Regions from separate parts of the Mus musculus genome. Here region 2 is linked to region 1. Evidence: chromatin loops called from intact Hi-C (ENCODE). Cell type or tissue: heart. All regions are shown on one strand. Each heading gives the region's core, and the rest is flanking DNA. Links, peaks and the distances in the headings are about the cores only.

Region 1 (7,640 bases), core at 2,740-5,239:
GCTAGAACTTACAATGTAGAGCAGACTGCCCTCGAATTCACAGAGATACAGCTGCCTCTGCCTCCCAGTTAAAGGCATGTACCACCACTGCCCGGCCTAGGGATACCCACATGCCATGCCAAGTCCTTAGAGCTTAGATTCTAAATTCAAAAGAGGACACAAAAGTGACTAATGAGACTTACCCTAAAGCTGCAAAAATCACAAGTCCCACATGCCCTTGACTCCTAAGTGCTGAGATTAAAGTTGTGAGCTACCATGCCCAGCACGTGTTTTTCTTGACCAGCCCTTGACTGTGTTTCCCTAAGAGTCAAAATTTTCAAGTTTTTGTAATGCTGGTAATAAAAAAATACACTGTGCTTACAGTCAGAAGTGTATCAGATATCACCATGTACAGAGTGTACCTGACAATGGTAATAAATGACGGTTACTGGTTTATGTATTTATCATGCTATTCCTTCCATCATTACTTTAGCATATTTTCCTTCTACTTAGAGCAGCTTCATAGATCTCCTGTTTACTGCATCCCAATTGCATCATGAGGCCATGACAGGGATTGGCTTAAACCTAGATAAGGTTTAATTACTGTTCATATTTGCACAACATAAAATCACTTGTAAGACATTTCTCAGAATATATCCCCATTATTAAGCAATGCATGACTGTACAGGAAACATTTTGCCTGTGTGCAATTAACTCTGCCTAGAATTCAACTGGTATTATCTAAGGCTCAACTCAATTATGACCTCATTTTCTTTCTTTTTGAGCTCTCCCACACTAGCTCCAGAGTCGTTCGTCTTCATGTTTAAATCCTCACTTAAAGCTCCGCATCTCATACCCTGTCCACCATAGTATCTCCCAGAGCCTGGGAGCTGGAGGATACTGGTAGTGACCAAACTGTTCACCCTGAAGTGCATGGGAAAGTCCCAAGTCCTTGTAGGCAAGGCTTTTGGGAATGAAAGTTAAATGGAGGTCACAACCAGGCACCCAAAATACAGTTTCAGCTACTTGAGAGGCAGTGGCAGGACTTCTTGAACCAGGGTTACCGGGGCCAGCCTCCACAACATAGTGAGATCTTGTCAAATACATACATACACAAACAGATACACAAATGGAGGTCAGCAGGGCAGGAACCCTAATCTGCCACAACTGGGGTCCTCATTGGAAGAGGAAGAGATATGAGTGACATTGCTCCAACTGCAGAGGAAAGGTGTGAACACACAGTGAGAAAACAGCCTGCATGCCAGGAAAAGACCTCACCAGAAGCCAACCCCAACACAACCCTAATCTTGGAATTCTGGCTTCCAGGACTTTAAGAAACCACATTTCTGCTGTTTAAGTCACTTAGGACTGTAGTATTTAGTTACGGCTGCATGAACAGGCTAAAAATGTACCCAATAGCTGGGCGTGGTGGCATATGCCTTTAGTCCCAGCACTTGGGAGGCAGAGGCAGGAGAATTTCTGAGTTCAAGGCCAGCCTGGTCTACAGAGTGAGAGTATTCCAGGACAGCCAGGGCTACACAGAGAAAGCCTGTCTCAAAAAACCAAAAAATAAAAAATGTACCCAGTAAATTGTTGATTATATGTTAAAATGAGATTTGAAGCATCCAATTTTAAACTTTTTAAAAAATTCTATTTAGCTTTGGAAATAGGATGTTTTCTGGGAATGCTACAATGAAGGGGAATGCAAAAAGTTCAAAACTCTTTAAAAACCTTTTAAGCTTAAAATACATAGTTGTGTGAAAACAACATTAAGAATTACTAATAGTTGGAACTTGACAGAAAGTGACAGGGATTGCATAGGAAAGCCCATGAGAAAACTTTTGAAAATAAAAGGATCAATTTTGATGTTGACATAAGTCTGCCTTAAGAATATGTCCATGAAACTAGGAGGAGCATTTGTAAATACCTGTGCCCTGCATCATATGCAAAATATAACCCTCCAAATAGTAAACAAGTCCGGAACTTCATTCAATTTGCATGCAGCATATTTAAAAGCACTCATTTGTTTCAAGTGACTTTAAAAACCCTTTTTTTTGTTTGTTTGTTTGGTTGGTTGGTTGGTTTGTTTGGTTTTCTTGGTTAGGATACCTACATACAAAGTGATCTAACAACTCTTGAGAATATTAATTTTGTTTAGTAATTTGTGAGAATTCCAGTCAACCATGTTTTTCATAATTTTACCAAATTCATCTAAATGTAAATGCCATAGTAATGTTTTACATTGTTACAGTACCTTCATGTATGTTCTGGTTCTATCTGTGAAGGAGTGGGAACAAAAATTAATGCCTATTTACAAAATTAAAACATATGCTAAGACTGGTTCTGGGTAAACAAATCTTTTGATTTTTTTTTTTTTTAAACTCACAGATTCATTAGGTCTTTTGGCCAAGGGGCTGGAGAGATGATGGTTCAGTGGATAAGAGTATCTGTCTGTTCTTGCAGAGGACTCAGGTTCAATTCCTAGCACCCATATGGCAACTTGCAAAAGTTTGTAACTTCAGTCCTAAGAGATACAATGCCCTCTTTTGGCCTCTGCAGCTAATGCACAGATGTGGTGCACAGAAATACATGCCCACAAAACACCGATGCCCATAAAAATAAATGTTAAAAAAATACTTTTGGCCTAATTATTTACCAAATAAATCAATTTGGTGAGGTTATCTTCAAGAATACCACTACCTACAAGCTACTCAAAGTATTACGGTTACTACAGATAGGGAAATGACATGTTTAACAAATTTTACTATCTCTACTTAAAATACACTTTTAAAGGTCATGTTTTTTTGTTTTTTTGTTTTTTTGTTTAGCTTCAACTCTAATTTAATAGCAGAACCATCATTGTGAATTGATCAACATCCGGATCGTTATTCTTGAATTCTTGGTTAACTATTCAACCTTTGAAATTTTTAGTACCAAAAAAGACACATATTTGACTTAAGTGTTACACCTTCTCTCGGGATCAAGAAGGCGATAGCACAGACCAAGTATTTGACTTAACCCTCCCCCAAGCTTCCAAATATTCATTGTATCGCACCACACACATAAAAAGGCACTATGCCAAATACTTTATCAAGTACACAAGGTCTCTTTCACTTTTTCTCTCCCACAAAATCTCAACTTAGAAGTAGGGGAGTTTTGGTAGAAGCTGGGAATGAAGTTCGGAGAACTACTGAACTATTAACTATCCCTACCCACAGCTTCAGAGCTCGGCCTGACCGCTCCAGAATGACCCGGTGAGCCTCCGGCACCTCCTACGCTGAGCACCTCCGCTTTCCAAGGCCACCCCCAGCCCCCATGACCTCCAAAGGCTCCCCTATAAAAAGCTCTGAGCAACTTGCTTTTCCTACAGTTTGTCTATCCTCCCTTCCCGGACCAAAGCACCGACTGGGACGTGGGGACAAAAGGCTGGACAAGCTTGCCACGTGTGGAAAACCTCATCACCTGGAACTCGGCGAACTCTTCACAGTTCACACTGCCACTGGGCGCCGCCATATTGAACGAACACGAGGACCCCCGCAGCCGACCAATCACCGTGGAGCAGAGGTGTCCGCGGTGCTGCCTGACAGCAAATACCGTGAGCCCGGGCGGTTGCCTTTCCTCTCGCTAAGCCTAGAGCATCGGGTTGCTAATGAGGGATGAGCCCCTCGAAGAAGCGTCGAGAAACTAACGGCGTTTGGGGAGGTGAGGGTGGGCAAGCGGTGAGAATGACTAGATGTTTTTAAAAACATAGCTAAGTGGAAAGCAGGCTTCCTTCGGGCATTCCCGAAGCCCGGACGCCATAGGGCCCTGGTCCCGAGTCCCTCCGCGTGTGTGACTCGCTTGCACAGTCCTAAAACACTACTCAGCGCTTCGCAGTTGGCAGACATCGCCCTCCCTCCTCCGCCTTCATCATGCCCGGGCAGGCAGGGCGTTTGGCCGCATCCTCCGCTCGTCGCGCACGTCCCGCACGCCCGCTGCGTCACGCCGGCACGCCCCGCCCACCCCGCCAGCGCCCTCCCCACGCGGGCCCTTGGTGACATTGAGCGCCAGCGCCGCGGCCGCCGTGGGGTGCTGTGCGTCGGCGGAGCGGGTGGCCATGTGGAGCCTCGGCGGCCTGCGCCTGGCGGCTGGTGAGACGCGGGTCTGCGGGCGGCAGGAGGGGGCATCGCCGGTGGGGGTGTCCTGCTTACTGCAACCGTGTGAGGACCGCAGCGCCTTAGCAGACGCGGGGGGCTGGCCGAGACCCTGGTATCTGGCGCTCATTCACGCAGCTCCCATCTTAAGTTAGTGCCTTGATGCCTCCACCTGGTCCCCATCCTCCTGTGAGCTCCTATTAAGAGTTATCCACGGAAGTAATGCTTTCCACCCTGACTTTCTCCTATCCGTTATTCTACTTGTGCCTTCCTACTTGTCCCTCCCTCTTTAGGTGAGGGACTCAAAGATCTCACAGAATACGAGTAATTGTTGCCTTAAGTTGTGGGTGGTAGTACATACTTTTAAACAATAGTGCGGTAAGTGCCGGGACTCTCTTAGGGGAAAGTGTTATGCTAATAACGTAAGGTCTATAGCCTGTTTTCTCAGTAAACATTGGAGCGGTTGAGTGTTTTGGAGTCTGGTAACGTGAACGTATCCCGCCTCGGGGAAATCTAGAGAGCCTTGAATTATCAAGTTGAGAAATCAGAGAGTTTGCAGCTTGTATCTTGAGGGTCTTTAGAGGGTAGCTTACCTTTTGATCATCTTTATGAACTTTCATGATCTATCCTTTGTTCCATGGCATCAAATTACTACAGAGTTGTTAAATTTTTAGAGAAAGAATAGCTCCACGTTTTGTTATTGGAGTAATGTATATTGTAAATGTAATTGAAGCAATGCAAAAAAAAAAAAATAGTACATGGAGAATAGTTGCGTAAAGAGTAGCCGGTGAAGAGGTTAGATTTTACCGACTGAAAGACCTTTCAATGGGTCAGCATTGCTTACACCCTTAAAAACTCACACCCACTCTGCTCTAGAAAGAAAACGGAGAAAGAGAAAAAGCACTCATTCTTTTACTGGTTTTGATTTGTATCAGTTAAGATCTAATCATCTAAAATCTCGATGTGCATGTTTATTAAGTATTACAAAGTTTTCAAAAGAGCAAGCAAAAGAATCAGCAACCTGTGAGTTATGTGAAAGTCACTTAAACACTGGCAGTAGTTACTTTTCTAGACTGTAGCACACGTCATGGAAAGCTAAAGTGTCTTGGAAGATTTCTGATGTTTTGGAACTTCTCTGCTGGGCCTCTAACCAAGACAGACTTCCTTGCACAATTTAACAACAATTTTACTTCCGATGGGGAATGTTTTAATAGCACACCAAGGATGTTATGGGCAACGACTGCCAGGTGATCTGTGAGTGTCTGGTGTGTTGTGAGCACCTTCCAGTGATTTCTTTTACTTTTACCTATTTTATTAATAAAAGCGCTTTCTGATTTACATTATCTGATTTCTACAGCGCCCCCCTTGAATCTTATTCCCTCCTGTCTTTATAAATAAACATAAATCACAGGGCTAAATAACTTGTGTAGCACCACCTGGTGATAAAAGTCAGCACCAAAGGAGGGCAGTGAGTTTGTGTTATCCGAGTTCCTTGCTGCTGTTGATGCTGCTGCTGGAATATGCGCATGTGTAAGTTAACCATCTTATAGCCAGATGGAGCTTTTTTGTTTTCTTTTGGGACATTCACTATGTAGCTCCGGCTGCCATGGACCTCACTATGTGGACCAGGCTGGTCTCACAGATACCCTCCCCGGTGCAGCTGGGGCTCCTTAAGGTGAAATGCAGATGTGTTTGTGAGGTGGACATACACTTTCATACACAAATGGACTTTCAAGAACCAACTGCGATTTGATAAATAACATTGACCAAGTGTGTGGCAGCTCAATTAGAAATGTAATCTAGGCATTGTTTTCTTATTCAGAATACTATTCAGAATAAGGTCCTCAATTTAAGCAGTGGAGCTGTGCGTAACCGCTTCCTTTGGAACTCCTGGGTGGACTCCCTTCGCAAACAGCCTAGAGGGTTTATGGGCTTTAGTTGCTTGTTGCATGAATGTAGTTGTAGATAGATGCAGGTCAAAGTTGTTACAGAATTGCTACAGGTGAGAGGTCTTGTGAGCTTCTGAAATCATGTTCTGACGTTTATGATCATGTACTAGGAAGAGGGACCGAGGCTTAACGTCCATATCCCAGCAGTGCCGGTTCTCTTAAGAAGCACAACTGTTAAGACTCCGAGGCTAACTAGCTTCTCACCCACCCTGCCATGACTTCCATTAGCATCAAGATTAGCTTTGCCATAGAGTTACTAAGTTCTCAGCTCTTACAAGTATCTGTTAGTACATATTGTTTCGATGGAAGGACTCTAGGAAATATCTTGGATTAAGCAAATATAAGGTAAGTTTTCACATCTCTTTTCTCCTGAAAGCTGAATAAAATAGATACAACTTTTAAGATATTGTATCTTTATTTAGATGTGTGTTGTATGTGGAGTCTGTGTACACATTTTGTGCCCGGGTGAAGGCCCAAGAAGGACATGGGTTTCCTGCTCCATCACCCTACTTTATTCCCTCACTGAGCCTGGAACTAGGCTGGCAGCCAGCAAACCCAGAGATCCTCAGGTCTCCACCCCTCACCGCGCTGTTCCTTACAGCACTAAGGAGCCACACCTGGCTCCTTACGTAAGGGTAGAGGAGTCAGACTTATCCACTGATCCATCTCCTCGGCTCCAAGACATTGTAGCTTTCAGTAGGGTGATTGAGTCAGAAGAATGAATAGACTTACATAGTATTCTTCGTACCTTGAAGAAGTTCTGTTGCCCTGTGCTCCATTGACTTGTCAGCTTTTACAGTGACCTTTTCATGGCTGTCACCAGTGCAGAAACCATGGGCTTCCCCTGTCTAACCCATATCCCAGAGCACTGAAGCCAAGCAGTATTTGAGAAGTCATCTAGTCCCTTAATGTATGCAGATGAAGGAACTTAGTACTGCTTTTGGCTTCTTGCCAGTGCCTCATTACTTACCCAGCTGTCCTGGAACCCTCAGCCTCTGAGCACTGGGATGTCAGTGTGCACCGCCACCCTGGCTGCAGGAGGAAACATACGGCATAGGAAGGGAACTTGCTTGCTAAGGGTCACGTAGGTTCAAAGCTGGGACATAACCAATATCTGCCTCCCACTCTGATTTTAGTTCTGCTCCAGTTTGCTCCTTCATTGTTCTTTTATCTGTTCTTGCTAACGAACCCTAAATGAGATCACATCCATTATAACTACTACAATTTTGACTTTGCTTATCATATTGCTCCAGGTAATGCCAGTGAGTTTCTATTTGAGCGTACACCGTGTGCCCCATACACTGCCAACTTCCTAGGGCTTTTTATTGCAGTGTATAAACCAACCCATATAATACAGCTAGAGAGCATACAGCATGTATTAGGCTCTAGGTTACAGAGCATACTGAGTGCTGCTGAGCTGGGTCCTGCTGGCATTGTGCACTTACCCCAACTTCAAAAATGGTAATGTCATCTCGGCAGCTTGAAATCTGCTGTGGTCACTTGAAAGCACTATAGGTCAGGGACTCCCTGCCCCTTTCTTCCTCCCAGGGGGCAGTACACTACTGACTTTAGAATTTAG
Region 2 (7,640 bases), core at 2,276-4,775, 130 kb after region 1:
TTAGTTTGTTGTTTAGATTCATTATTCGGTTTGTTGATATTTTCGTCGTGTTTTTTTTTTCCATTGTTGTTTGGTTTTTGTTTTCCCCAAGACAGGATTCCCTGTGTAGCCCTGAAACTCACTCGATAGACCAGGCTGTCCTCGAACTCAGCCATCTGCCTGCCTCTGCCTCCTGAGTGCTGGGATTAAAGGCGTGTGCCACCACCGCTGCCAGGCTTGTCCTATCGTTTTTTTAATCTGTGTACCCAAAACACTGAAAACGCTAAAAGCTGCAGCAAATACTGAGCCTATCTGTGCCTCTTAAAGAGGTCAATACACTTCGTTTGTTTCACACTGTAGACCAGGCTAGCCTCAAACGCACTATAGAGCCCAGGCTGGCTTTGAACTCACTATAGAGCCCAGGCTGGCTTTGAACTCACTATAGAGCCCAGGGCTGGCCTTGAACTCACTATGGAGGCCAGGCTGGCTTTGAACTCACTATGGAGGCCAAGCTGGCTTTGAACTCACTATAGAGCCAAGACTGGCCTTGAACTCACTATAGAGCCCAGGCTGGCTTTGAAGTCACTCTAGAGCCCAGGCTGGCCTTGAACTCCTAGCAGTCCTCTTTCCCCAGTCTCCCTAGTGCTGAGGTTATGTCTGCTGCCATGCTTAGCTGATGCACTTCTAAGTCAGAATAAGAGAAAGGGCTGGAGGCTAACACCTGAAAAGGCTCAAAGGCCTCAACCGTAGTGAGTCTCAGACCAACGCTCTCAGATGGGTTCAAGTCGTGTGGAATTTCTCTGGCCAGAATAGAACACATGAGGCTGTGAGCCTCTCCAGATGCATCTCCCACATCTGTAAGGACCCACTCACTGCCAGTTGCCTATTTCATGACAAACAGAAAGTGGGAGTTTTCAGATCGACTTAAAGGAGCCTTTCCCCATGCCCACTTCCTGACCCTGTCCTGAGAGACAGCTGCTGAAAGACTAAAGAAAATCCACACCATATGGTGGCATGAGACTGGGTCTTACGTAGCCTAGGCTAGCCTCAAACTTACTACATACTACCAAGCCGAATTTATGCATTACTGGAAATTGAACCCAGGGCTGTATGCATGGTAGGTAAGCCCTTTATCATCTGTGCACAGTCCTAGTCCTGGAGATGATATTTTTTTTAAAAAGGCCTTCCATCACCTTGTTCATTCTGCTAATTATATCAGTATATTATTTATTAATTTTTAAGATTTATTTTATTTATATGAGTACACTGTAATTGTCTTCAGACACACCAGAAGAGGGCATCAGATCCCATTACAGATGGTTGTGAGCCACCATGTAGTTGCTGGGATTTGAACTCACGACCTCTGGATGAGCAGTCGGTGCACTTAACCACTGAGCCATCTCTCCAGCCCTATTTATTAATTTTTTATGTTTTGAAATTTGAGATAGGGTTTTACTCCATAACTCAGGCTAGCCTGGAACCTGTTGTGATTTTTCTGCCTTAACTTCTTGAGTACTGGATGCCCCCATACTCAACTATATTACTATACTCGAGTTTTCCATTTCTAACTCGGAAAAAAACTTTTAAAATTGTAATTTAAGTTTATACGTGTGGGTGTTTTGCCTGCATGCATGTTTGCGTATCACATGCTTGCTGTGGAGGCCACAAGAGGGCGCTGGATCCCCGGAAGCAGAATCTTCATGTGAGGACTGGGAATTGAACCTGGGTTCTCTGGAAGAGCAGCTAATGCTCTTAACCACTAAGTCATCTCTCAGGCCCCAGAAGAAAACTTTGTGTGTGTGTGTTTGTGTGTGTGTGTGTGTGTGTGTGTGTATGAGCCTACGTGAGTTGTGTATACCACATGCATAGAAGAGTCAACAAAGACTAGAAGAGGAAATTAGATCCCCTGGAACTGAGGTTATAGGCAAGATTGTGAGCCACCACATGAGTGCTAGGAAACAAACTTAGGACCTCTACCAGGGCAGTAACTACTGAGAGTATAAAATCATATGAGGGTGCTAGGTGTAACTGAAGGCCCCAGCTTTCTTAATGTTGTGGGGAGAACCCTTCATGTAATAATTGGATTTTTCATGATGAAAAGTATTTATATTTCTGGGTTTACCATGTAATAGGCCATTCTTCAGGTCCCACGTGGGTCTTCAGATATTTATATTTGTTTGTGTTTCCAAGTGTAGTCTGTAGATCGAGGAGATGGTGGCCTGTTTCTGGGAACAGATAGAAAGAACGCAATAAGAGCTGGCCAAAGCGGAGGCAACTTGGGTTTTGGTTACTGTTTTTGAGATAAGGTCACATCAAGTTACTCTTGCCTGGTCTGGAACGTGCTATGGAGATGAAGACACCTGGATACTAGTTTTAAAGGCTTGTGCCACCAATGACTAAAGCCAAGGGGGATCTTCTAGGAATACAACATAGGAGGCTGACGCTTTTGATCCCATTGCTGGGAGACAGAGACAGCTGAGTTTGAGGCCAGCCTGGTCTACAAGTTCTATGACAGCCAGGACTACACAGAAAAAAAAAGACCCTGTTTGGGAAAAAAAGAAGAAGGAGGAGGAGGAGGAGGAGGAGGAGGAGGAGGAGGAGGAGGAGGAGAAGGAGAAGGAGAAGGAGAAGAAGAAGAAGAAGAAGAAGAAGAAGAAGAAGAAGAAGAAGAAGAAGAAGAAGAAATAAACCATAGGAGACCTGAAAGAAAATTCTGCTGTTTAGAGTTTTTCATGTCAATGGTGAGGATGACCATGTGATTATAGCATTAATACTGTTTACCTTCAGGGAATTTTAGTTGGAGTGGGGGGGGGGGGGGCTGGAGGGGCTGGAATAGGAAACGCTTTACAGAAGTGAGGTCTTGAAGGTGTTGGTACACTTAGAAAATGGTAACAAAGTGCTGAGACCAGGCAAACCACCTAAGGAGCAGCCTTCTCAACAGTGGTGCGTCCCACCGGGCGTGTGAAGACTGAGGAAACTGCTTGAACCTGCACGGGCTGTGTTCTGAATCTGTGATAAACAACTCTGACCTAAGGATGTCTGGATAAAAATCTGAAGCTCTGGGAAATCGCACTTTCTCATGATTTTAACCTAGTAGCCTAAAAACTAAAATTATGAAATGTTAGACTCATGACTAACACTTACAATAGTCTCTGGGATGATCTGTAATGTCTTTGCAGTAGAAAAACACTGTACAACACGAGAGCACAGCTGGCCATGCCCATCCAGGAGTCACTCGAATACTAACCCCAAACTGGCCGGACAGGATCCGGGGAGCCTGCAGAGGGCAGTATTGCTTTCACACAAGAAAGACCTCTAAGGTTCCTTGGAGGCTGCAGCTGAGAGGTTGCTTTGGGGTGCACTTGTCTGTCTTGAGGCAAGCAGGCCAAAAGCAAAACTTCCTTTTTCCTTGTCCTTTTATATAGGCTGCTACCAGGACGCGTGACCCAGATTTAGGGCGGGTCTTCCAGTCTCAAAAGACCCAATCAAGAAAATCGCTCACAAGCACTACCCAGCTAGCTGGGGTTTTAGCTGATTCCAGACGCAGTCAAAATGACAACCAAGATTAACCATCACCTATGAGCTAAACTATGGTGTTAACCTTTAGAATTAACACACATAATCCCCACTTTATTTCTGTTGACGCTATAGATCTTACAGACCCTTCCTCTTCCTCTCCCTGGCCTGGAACCCAGCCCTCTGGACTTTAGGCTACTGCTGTCCCAGCCTAGAATACTTTCCTCCCCTCCCCCAACCCCTTAAGATACCTCTTGAAACCTGCTCTTTGGCTTTTGCTTTGTTCACAGGTACTGACTGCTTCTGTGCTCAGTTCCTCGTTACCTCCCTCTCTAGGGACTCAGGGAAGCAAGCCGATCTGTGCTATTCGCTAACTTAAGGCCCTCGAGCAGAAAATCCCTAAGGTGCCCAGCTAACAGGAAAAGTACAGGTCACCAAGCAGGTAAACTCTCTCCACTTGAAATCAGAACCGCATCTCAGTAAATACTAGTTACAACAATCATTTCAAAAAGTACAAACAGGTGAAACTCTTTACCCCTCTATTCCGCTCCACCCTTGAGAGGCCTGAACCTGGGATCCGGGTTCCCGCCAAACTTCCGATCCTGCAAGAATAGAAGGGCGACCTGCCACCGTAGGGAAACTTCCTCTGAGCGCCCACCGCCGAGCGTGCGAACTACTCACCGGGTGATGGCTCTGAGAGATGGCAGAGCAAGACAGGCGGCGGCTCTGCGGAGAACAAGGAGGGACCTTCTGGGGAATCGAAACTGAAACTTTGCCTCTCGGGTCTTTAGGGCAGGGCTCGCCTTTGCTCTTCCCTGTCTGTGCAGCGCCCCTGAGCCCCAAACGAGCCAGACGCGGATAGCCATGGCTTCCAGTCCCGACCCGCCGTCCCCGCTACTCGTACGGCTGCGGGAGTCCATCCCCAAGGCGCACAGGAAGCTCGAGATATACTTCCAGAGCCGGGCCTCGGGAGGTGGGGAGTGCTCTGTCCAGCCCGTGGGCCCCAGCGCCCCGGACACCTACGAGGTGAAGTTCCTAAAAAAAGCAGGTGAGCCGGGGCAGGGGAAACAGGGCAAGGCTCGGGTGCAAGGGTAGAACCAGCAGGTTTCCAAACCGATCCCTGCATGCTTCCGACGAGAGCCCACGCGAGTGTGGCTCTCTGTCTGTGGGAGAGTGCGGTCCACAGACTCCCTCCATCCCACAGTGGCGGAGAGAGCCTCGTATGAGTCCAGCCGCTGATGAGGTCGCGGTTCGACTCCATCTGAGAATTTCCCAGCAGACCCAGTTGAGAGAAGAAACAAAGTGTGGGGGTTGGGATTGAGGAGGAAATCCAGAACCTTGTGCACGCTAGGCAAGTGCTCCACCACCGATCTCGACTCCAAGCCATTTTAATGTTGTAAATAAAGATTCCGTTGACTTATTTTTAAGGACTACAAAAGTAATATATGACTTTAAAGAGGAAAGTCAAAGAAAAATTATCTGAAGATAGTTTGGTGGGGTTTGGTTTGGTTTTGGTTTTGGTTTTTGGTGTGTGTGTGTGTGTGTGTGTGTGTGTGTGTGTGTGTGTGTGTGTGTTTGGTTGATTTTAGAGACAGGGTTATTCCTTGTATCCTTGTCTGTCCTGGAACTAGCTCCATAGGCTGACCTCAAACTCGCAGAGATCCTCCTTCCTCTACTGGGATTAAAGGCAGGTGGTGCCACACTAATGTCCTCAATGGGGGCATTTTCATGCATTCTTTTCTGAGAGTCAGCAAATGAATATACATTCTAAACTTTTTGATCTTGTTTCTTTTGGGGGGCCGGGGGTTTCACCATTTAACTATACAATAACCATTATTCAATGTCATTGAAATGAGAGATTCAAAACCATTACAAAACATAGGTTTCCCCACCACCACCCCTTTGAGACAGGATCTTGCCATGTGCCATTGGTTGGCCTTGAACTCATAATACCCCTACCCCTACCACTACCATTTAAGTGCTAGATTGTGAGTGTGTACCAGCATGCCCAGACTAGAAATGTGATTTCTAATAACCAAATTATATTCCTATGCTAAAACTTAAGCTCCCTTCTTTAGAGTTCTGATTAGCTTCTCCTATCACCAGCCTGCTATTCCAGAATGCCAGAAATAACTGTTCAGGTCCTCTGTATGCATTTGACCAGGAGCCTACAACAGATACCACCAAGGGCCAACTTGGTGAACCAATGCATTACTTATTGCATTGGTATTGGTTATTGGATTTACTTACAGGAATATGGGAAACGACTCAAAGGCAACTGCATCACCAAAGCCCACCTAGCATGGGTGACAGCTCACAAAGCTGGGAACCTGGAGCTCACTGCACACCTACAGGCAGCTCAATAGGTTAGGGAGTGTTCTTTCCAGGTGGCTCAGTTGGTCTAAACTTCCTCCTAAGTGGAGCTTAGAGTTCACTTCCTGCAGGCAGCTTCTCTGGTGGTTTAAGTTTTCTTCACAGCTTGTTTTGTCTAAGAGTCTCCTATGCAGACCTTTAATGAGTCCTCACAGCAGCTCTGTTCTGGGAGTCTCAGGAGGACTCTTCCCAACAGTCTCTATTGTTTATTCATTCAGGGAGGGGCCTATGAGTCTGGTCAGTTTCTGGGATTTCCTGAAGCTATTTTGAGTTGTTTACCTTCTTGCTTAAGGAACTTCTTTGCAGGGTGGAATGTTTCAGTCTTGAGAAAATTTACACAACAGTCCCATACCCTATGGTTTATTCAAATAAAGTCTATGGAAGGCGAACCAATGCATTTATAGTAGTGGCACATGCCTTTAATTGTAGCACTCTGGAGGCAGGGGCAGGCAGATCTCTGTGAGTTCAAGGCCACCCTGGTCTACACCAGGAGTTTCAGGACAGCCAGGACTACCTAAGGTCTCAAAAACAAAAAATAAAACAAAACAAAAAAATGAACAACTAAAAAGCATATGTGAGAACATGGGTAGCTTATGTGAAAGTCCTAAGCTTATTAGGGACATCTCTGGAGGTAGCATGCTCAGACGTTTCTAGAATCAACCTACAGGGATACTGAGGATCAGCTATGTAAATTCTCTCTTATTTCTGTGTGAATGTGTATGTTTAATGTCTCCCCTGAAGATAAGGAGAAAGTGTTGAAAAAGAGCGAACACGAGATGTTGGTCCATAACAAACCTGTGACCATTGTCCTGGAAACTACTAAAAAGCCAGTAGAGGACCTGAGACCCAGACTCCCATCCTTGACACAGCCAGTGGAGACACCAAGCTCCAGACCTCCGTCCTTGACGGGGTCTCTGGATGAAGCACTTTGTGATGACATACATCCCCAGGACGGGCTCGTTTCTAACTCTGTTGACTCAGTTGTCCAAAAGGTGAGTGTTGACAGAGGAGCTGATGCTGCCCTGGCATCTGCTCCTCCCTTCCCCTCGGTGTTTTCGGGCAGCCTTGTGCACCCCGGACTGTACAGGGAGGAATGAAGCTTAGTTGGTACAGGTGGATTAGCAAGATCTCAGCCAGCCTGAGTTAGGGAGAAACAGCCTTCTCTGGACATGGTTTTCAGGGAAACCTCCCTCTTTATTGGGGTGAACAGGGGCTATATAAACCTGCGGAAGTGGGTAGGGGTTTCGGAGGTGAGTGTCATCATTGGCTGGGGGCATAGATGCTGGGGAATGCTTTATTTGTGTGAAGAGGAATTCCAGGTGCTTGCTTGCTGGACATGTCCTTTTAAGGAGAGAGGAAGTTTAACTTGTGATCTAGCCACCAGGCTACAAGACTGCCTCGAGTGGTGGAGGTGGGGGTCATAAGGCTCCTGTGCACTGGGACATCCTGGTTCCGACCAAGGAGGAAGCAGTCCTGGAGTCTGCGGGTCTCCAGATGTGATTTTCAGGTTCAAACGTATCTGGACCTCACTCTTGCTCCTGACTGGCACCCCTGGTCTCACAGCTTTGGGAACCCACAAGCTGGCACTGTTTCTACAACTGCTTCTGTGGTCACCGCCTCTGCCTTTTTGGTCTAACAACCTTGTCCCAGGGGCTAGCTCCAGGCGAGGCACTGGTCTAGGCACTGGACTACAGAGGCACAGAGACAAGATTCCCATCCTCATGCAGCCTGTGTTGGGTGTGCAGACAGGAAGCAATGAGCTGAGTAGAAGT

The links. A loop is a pair of places that touch in the nucleus more often than their neighbours do. Peaks named below come from ENCODE experiments on the same cell type or tissue, not always from the same donor. Only the 100,000 strongest peaks of a DNase experiment are listed, where the experiment ranks them.
Region 2: a loop joins it to region 1, with 2.7 times the contacts of the local background. A loop is called at or near these places in 1 of 42 quality-filtered maps.

The regions. Positions count from the first base shown.
Region 1 is chr16:36,067,939-36,075,578 of GRCm38, reverse strand. Fam162a (family with sequence similarity 162, member A) reads left to right here and starts at 4,018. Exons shown (of 5, transcript NM_027342.2): 1 at 4,018-4,109. The coding sequence starts at 4,076. Ccdc58 (coiled-coil domain containing 58) reads right to left here and starts at 3,919. Exons shown (of 5, transcript NM_198645.2): 1 at 3,442-3,919. The coding sequence starts at 3,492. In heart, for the core only: a CTCF peak has its summit at 4,060; DNase peaks (open chromatin) are centred at 3,528 and 3,948; H3K4me3 peaks cover 2,500 bases; H3K27ac peaks cover 2,500 bases.
Region 2 is chr16:35,935,597-35,943,236 of GRCm38, reverse strand. Dtx3l (deltex 3-like, E3 ubiquitin ligase) reads left to right here and starts at 4,210. Exons shown (of 5, transcript NM_001013371.2): 1 at 4,210-4,543; 2 at 6,610-6,860. The coding sequence starts at 4,360. Parp9 (poly (ADP-ribose) polymerase family, member 9) reads right to left here and starts at 4,767. Exons shown (of 11, transcript NM_030253.3): 1 at 4,177-4,767; 2 at 2,102-2,204. The coding sequence starts at 2,116. In heart, for the core only: a CTCF peak has its summit at 3,266 (motif pointing right); DNase peaks (open chromatin) are centred at 3,366, 4,396 and 4,696; H3K4me3 peaks cover 1,578 bases; H3K27ac peaks cover 1,150 bases.